2 separate regions of the Homo sapiens genome follow, and region 2 is linked to region 1. A link is a contact called in ENCODE Hi-C or POLR2A ChIA-PET data. All regions are on one chromosome and are shown on one strand. Each heading gives the region's core, a stretch centred on a gene start or an enhancer-like site at or near the end of the contact. The rest is flanking DNA. Distances are from core to core; before and after follow the strand shown.

Region 1 (2,819 bases), core at 22-2,521:
AAAAAAAAAAAAAAGATGGGTGGTTCCACGAAGAGGGATGCCTCTTACTCCCATTGTGGCCATCCACATTCATAGGACCAGGGAGGGGAAAGATGGTAAGAATGCACTCACATTATAACCTTTACTGTCTGATTTTTAAATAAATGTTCATCAGTCATTTTTTATGACAGCTTTGAAATATAATTACAATTCACCCATCAAATTGTACAATTCAATGGTTTCAGCATATTCAGAGTTATGCAACCATCACCACAATCAATTTTAGAACATCTCATCATCCTGAAAAGAAACTCCATACCCTTTAGCCTCCTCTCCCCATTCTCCCCAGCTTCAAGCCCTAGGCAACCATTAATCTACTTTCTGTACGCCAGGGGTGATGGCTTACACCTGTAATCCCAGCACTTTGGGAGGCCGAGGTGGGCAGATCACCTGAAGTCAGAAGTTTGAGACTAGCCCGGCCAACATGGTGAAACCCCATCTCTACTGAAAATACAAAAATTAGCCAGGTCTAGTGGCAGGCACCTGTAATCTCGATTACTTGGGAGGTTGAGGCAGGAGAATTGCACGAACCCAAGAGGTAGAGGTTGCAATGGGCAGAGATCGCAAGACTGCACTCCAGCGTGGGTAACAGAGTAAGATTCCATCTCAAAAAAAAAAAAAAAAAAAAGAAAAGAAAAGAAAGAAAAATATCTACTTTCCATTTCTACAGATTTGTGTATTCATGGACATTTTTTAAAAATGGAGTCATATAATATGCAGTCTTTTGTGACTGGTTTCTTTCATTTAGCATACTGTTTTCAAGTTTCATCCATGTTGTTCACCTGTCTCAATCCTTTCTCATAAGTGGTAGCATTCTTCCAACAGATGTGTGGGTGCCAGACAGCAATGTGACCCTCTCACCCACTCCTCCCAGTGGAGTTCCTGACTACCGTCGTTCCCCTACGAGAAGCCTTTCTCCTCCCGTTACTGACTACTCTAGTAAGGAGGACTTTAGCAGAGTTCTTTTTTTCCATTTTCTCCCTGGGACTTAGCAGCTCAAGTGCAGCTGGCCCTTGGCCAAGCTTCCTCTCCAAGACACCTGCAGGTGCTACCAGTGCTGCCACCTTATGCCCATTTCTTGAAGTAGTGGACACTGGATCAGGCACTGTCTTCCTCCCTGAGAGCCCTGCTCTTTGCTGTGTTCACAATCAAGGTTGTGACTCATGACAGAGTGTGACCAGGAGAGGTCGAGGGTGTGCTGTGTGGGAACTCATGCCTGGTACCTTGAAACAACCAAGAGGCAGAGAAAGAAGCAAGCGCAAATGCACATGGAGCTCAAGAGGAGCGTGATTTTAAATCTCTCTTCCTGATTATCTTGGCTGTTTCTTCAGCTTCCACTTTTCTTCCTCTCTTCAGTTCACTTTCATTTCCCTATGTTACTCCTCAAAGAATAGGGAACCTACACGTCTCTCACTGTTCATTTCCACCTGGATTGTTTTCTCTTGTCACGTCAAGGGGTACAACTGTATACTTAGACATTTGGGTATGCTTAAGTTACTTCTATAAAAAAGAATCAGTCTAAACATTCTGCCCTGCTGAATGGCAAAACAAGGAAAAGGTTTTCTGTTTTCCAAAAAAATAAAGATGTTCTTCCTGAATAAATAAAGCTACCCAAACACAAATTTTTAAGAAACACACTTAAATTATCAGTCCCAAAGAAAAACTAGCATAGTAATTAAAATACTTTCCCTAAATGTTCATGCCTGAATCTGGGACCTTGTCAAAGTTCATTCTGGGGTGCATAGTTCCATTACAGATTATCATGCACGACCCTGAACTCCCTGAGTAGACCGTATATCTCCACTTCAAGCTCTTATTCCTGGGAAAATCTTTCCAAATTAAGGCTGCAGGCACTTATCTACCTCAGACTCTCATTGCCACTCTATGATATTTATTCAAGAAATGTTTGTATACTACCACATGCTAGCCTTGTGCTATACACAAGACAGACAAGGTTCCAGCTCCCATGGGGTTTAGCTTCTAGGTAGGGAAATGTAACAGTAGACTGCAGCCCTAAGACCTGTGGTGTGCTTGGCTGAGTCCCTCAGTGTGTCTTGATGAGTCCTGTTACCCCTAAGTAAAACAGGCAAGAAACACCTTGCTGTCTTAGACAGCAAAGAAGAAAAGCAGATGGACTGGGTGTAGTGGCTCACACCTGTAATCCCAGCACTTTGGGAGGCTGAGGCAGGCTGATCATTTGAGATCAGGAGTTTGAGACCAGCCTGGTTGAAATGGTGAAACCCCGTCTCAATTAAAAATACAAATGTTAACTGGAGGTGGTGGCGGGCGCCTGTAATCCCAGCTACTGGGAAGGCTGAGGCAGGAGAATCACTTGAACCTGGGAGGTGGAGGTTTCAGTGAGCCGAGATCGTGCCACTCCACTCAAGCCTGGGCGACAGAGTGAGACTCAGTCTCAAAATACAAAACAAAACAAAACAAAAAACAGAAGAAAAGCAGATGGGCTCAGGTGGTCTTGGCTGATAGCCTCACAGAATCTTCTGCCTTCATCTTACTTTGACCTTCCAATAACTCCCTGAGAGCCTCAGAAGCATCCCAAAGTGATAACCATACCATTAATGGATTTCATGACCTTATTAAATTCTTAAACTTTTTTTTTTTTTTTTTGAGACAAAGTCTCGCTCTGTCACCCAGGCTGGAGTGCAGTGGCGCGATCTCGGCTCACTGCAAGCTCTGCCTTCCAGGGTTCACGCCATTCTTCTGCCTCAGCCTCCCAAGTAGCTGGGACTACAGGCACCCACCACCACGCCCAGCTAATTTTT
Region 2 (3,056 bases), core at 294-2,793, 62 kb before region 1:
TATATTCCACAAAATAAATATGGAATTTAACTTTTCCTCAAAAATGAGACTCCCCCTGCCCACCAGTCAATCAAAATCTTTAAATATTCCACCACACAGAACCCACTTATTCTCAGTCCTGTATTCTTTCCTGCATGTTCCACATGTGGGAGCAGGTGGCTATGCAAATGAGACAGAAGGACCAGAACTCCATACCTCTTGCCAGAAGTAGTTCTACGGTTTAACTTATTCCACTGCTTTAAGACTCTCCCGTTTTCAAAGCATACTACAAACTAATGGATCATTTTTGTAAAACATTAGTTTTATCACATGATTGCCCCAGTTACCTATCTGCAAGCCCATAAGATCAGATCTAAATGGCTTAAGCTCAGCAGGATCCCTGTGATCTAGCTTTCCTTCCTGTTACTTCCCACCCCTGGAAGCTGACCAGCCCCCAAGTATCTATACTGCACCTCATCCCCATCCCTGCATGGCCTCTGTTCAAGCTGGACTTTCCCTTTGTAACTAACCACTTAAATACATCCACATCTAGCTCATACTGACTGAACTTCAACATGACTTCTTCCTTCAACTATTGAGACATAAATGGATCAGTGACTTCACCAAACTCTGACAGCACTCATTATAACATACAGGCACATGGTCTTCTGTTTTATGTCTATTTTACTAATGAAACACAGGAGGATCCTTTAGGAATCATCGTATCATATTCGGAATCATGGACCCAAGAGTTCAAATGACCTCAGAAGTCACACAAGTTCAACCCTTGTCAAATGTCTGTTTGTCTTCTACATAACACCCATAGCAAAAAGTGTGCCAGGTTTTACTCCAGGGACAGGAAACTTACCTACATCTCTCCTCATCCTCCAGATCCCAAAAAAACTTACTTGTATGTCACACTTGGACTTAAATCTACAGACAACACGTAGCCAGGTTTTAAAGCATTAACATAACTTGGCCAGGTTTTTTTTTTCTTTTTTTTTTTTTTTAAGATGATCACTCTGGTGATTATGCTGAGGACAGACTTGGAAGGAAAAGAGGAAGAAAAGAAACAGAACAGTCAGAAGTTTGTGGCAAGACACCAGGTGAGAGATAACAGGGACCCGAAAAAACAAAAGGCAGTGGAGAAAGAGAGGGGAAACCAGATTCAAAAGCAAAAACCATTTCTGTGGTAGACTAAGATTTGGTGACCAACTAAGTTTGGCCCCACTAAAGGAAGGGATCCAGTGATGAGCACCATAGAGCAGAGGAGCTCCCAGGGTGGTACTGGCAGGGCAAGGGCTCCGTTACCCAGGAATAAACTGCACTGAGGCCACAGCTACAGGAAGTCTAGTTTCTTTCAAGTCTCTTTTCTTTCTACCATTCTTAACCCACAGTGTGCCTTCCAAATAATCAAGAGTCAAACTACAGTGTAAATCACCACTATTATTCTAGTTACCGCTGTGGCTTCCTAGTCTAGTAATTTTTTTTCCTTCCCTTAAAGGTGACTACCTACTTCAGTCTCATTCCAATTGTGGTCTTCTGAACTGGCAGCATCTGTACCACTTCAGAGCTTGTTAGAAATGCAAATTCTTAGGTCCCAGCCCACACCTACTGAATCAGAATTTCTCAGGTAGAGGCAGTAATTCAGGTGATTCTTAACACACGCTAAAGTTTGTGAAGCACTAGCTAACCTCTTCAGATCACAGCTTTCAATCCTGTATCCATTTTCCATTACTCTATCCTAGGTACACTTTCAAGACCAAAATGTAAATTTACAAATGTGTCTCAGTAAGAAAAGTTACAGAAGCTGGGCCGGGCGCAGTGGCTCATGCCTGTAATCCCAGCACTTTGGGAGGCCAAGGTGGGTGGATCACAAGGTCAGGAGTTCAAGACCAGCCTGGCCAAGATGGTGAAACCCCATCTCTACTAAAAATACAAAAAAATTAGCCAGGCGTGGTGGTGGGTGCCCGTAATCCCAGCTACTAGGGAGGCTGAGGCAGAGAATTGCTTGAACCCGGGAGGCGGAGCTTGCAGTGAGCCCAGATGGCACCACTGTACTCCAGCACTCCAGCCCTCCAGCCTGGGCAACAGAGACTCTGTCTCAAAAAAAAAAAAAAAAACAAAAGAAAAGTTACAGAAGCTGGGCGCAGTGGCTGACGCCTATAATCCCAGCACTTTGGGAGGCTGAGGTGGGTGGATCACTTGAGGTCAGGAGTTCGAAACCAGCCTGGCCAACGTGGTGAAACCCTGTCTCTACTAAAAATACAAAAACTAGCCGGGAGTGGTGGCGCACACCTGTAATCCCAGCTACTCAAGAGGCTGAGGTAGGAGAATCGCTGGAACCCGGGAGGCGGAGGCTGCAGTGAGCCAAGATCGTGCCACTGCACTCCAGCCTGGGTGACAGAGCAAGACTCTGGTAATACAGTCAAGCTGCTCCTGTCAGATGTATACTTCCTGAATGAGCACTATAATGGATGCTGCTCAGGTTCATCTATTCAGTAAGTTGGAGCCTACTATATGCCAGGCACTATGGCAATAAGCAACCAGATGCCAGGCACTATGGCAATAAGCAAGACAGCAAGTCAGTCCTCAATGAACTTGCATTAAATAAGTAATTTAAATTACACTTGAGATAAGTACTAACAAGAAGTATGGGTGCTAAGAATTTACTATAGGCTGGGCACCGTGGCTCATGGCTGTAATCCCAGCACCTTGGGAGGCCGAGGCGGGTGGATCACCCAGGTCAGGAGTTCGAGACCAGTCTGGCCAACATAGTGAAACCTCGTCTCTATTAAAAATACAAAAATTAGCCGGGTGTGGTAGCGGGCGTCTGTAATTCCAGCTACCTGGGAGGCTGAGGCAGGAGAATCGTTTGAACCCGGGAGGCGGAAGTTGTTGTGAACTGCGATTGTGCCACTGCACTCCAGCCTGGGTGACAGAGTGAGACTCCATCTCAAAAAAAAAAAAGAGTTTACTATAGCAAAGGAACCTCATACAGTCTGGAATAGATCTCTACCTGCAAATCGGGATTCACCTGGGACAGCTGCTAACCACACCAATGCCCAAACCCCACA

The links. Hi-C counts contacts between places; a loop is a spot of excess contacts on that map. ChIA-PET counts read pairs that join two places held with the same protein, here RNA polymerase II (POLR2A). Pooled maps may share reads with other maps.
Region 2: a loop to region 1 is called in a pooled map, with 2.2 times the contacts of the local background. The contact joins two enhancer-like sites. A Hi-C loop is called at or near these places in 2 of 168 maps with a recorded cell type or tissue (Caco-2 and sigmoid colon), 3 of 37 single-sample maps with no recorded cell type and 12 of 50 pooled maps. POLR2A ChIA-PET finds 5 or more read pairs at or near these places in 13 of 52 experiments (CD4-positive, alpha-beta memory T cell, GM10248, GM12878 and 9 more).

What each region holds. Positions count from the first base shown.
Region 1 is chr1:26,676,008-26,678,826 of GRCh38, reverse strand. No RefSeq gene overlaps it. Among named protein-coding and RNA genes, the nearest start is that of ARID1A, 19 kb to the left of the region's middle. RefSeq lists an enhancer at 837-886. Within about 2 kb of position 1,271, at least 24 of the 41 ENCODE cell types and tissues checked have a DNase peak (open chromatin) inside an H3K27ac peak, as active enhancers do.
Region 2 is chr1:26,737,923-26,740,978 of GRCh38, reverse strand. The region is part of intron 4 of ARID1A (AT-rich interaction domain 1A); the gene reads right to left. Among named protein-coding and RNA genes, the nearest start is that of ARID1A, 43 kb to the right of the region's middle. RefSeq lists a silencer at 1,244-1,293. Within about 2 kb of position 1,543, at least 3 of the 41 ENCODE cell types and tissues checked have a DNase peak (open chromatin) inside an H3K27ac peak, as active enhancers do.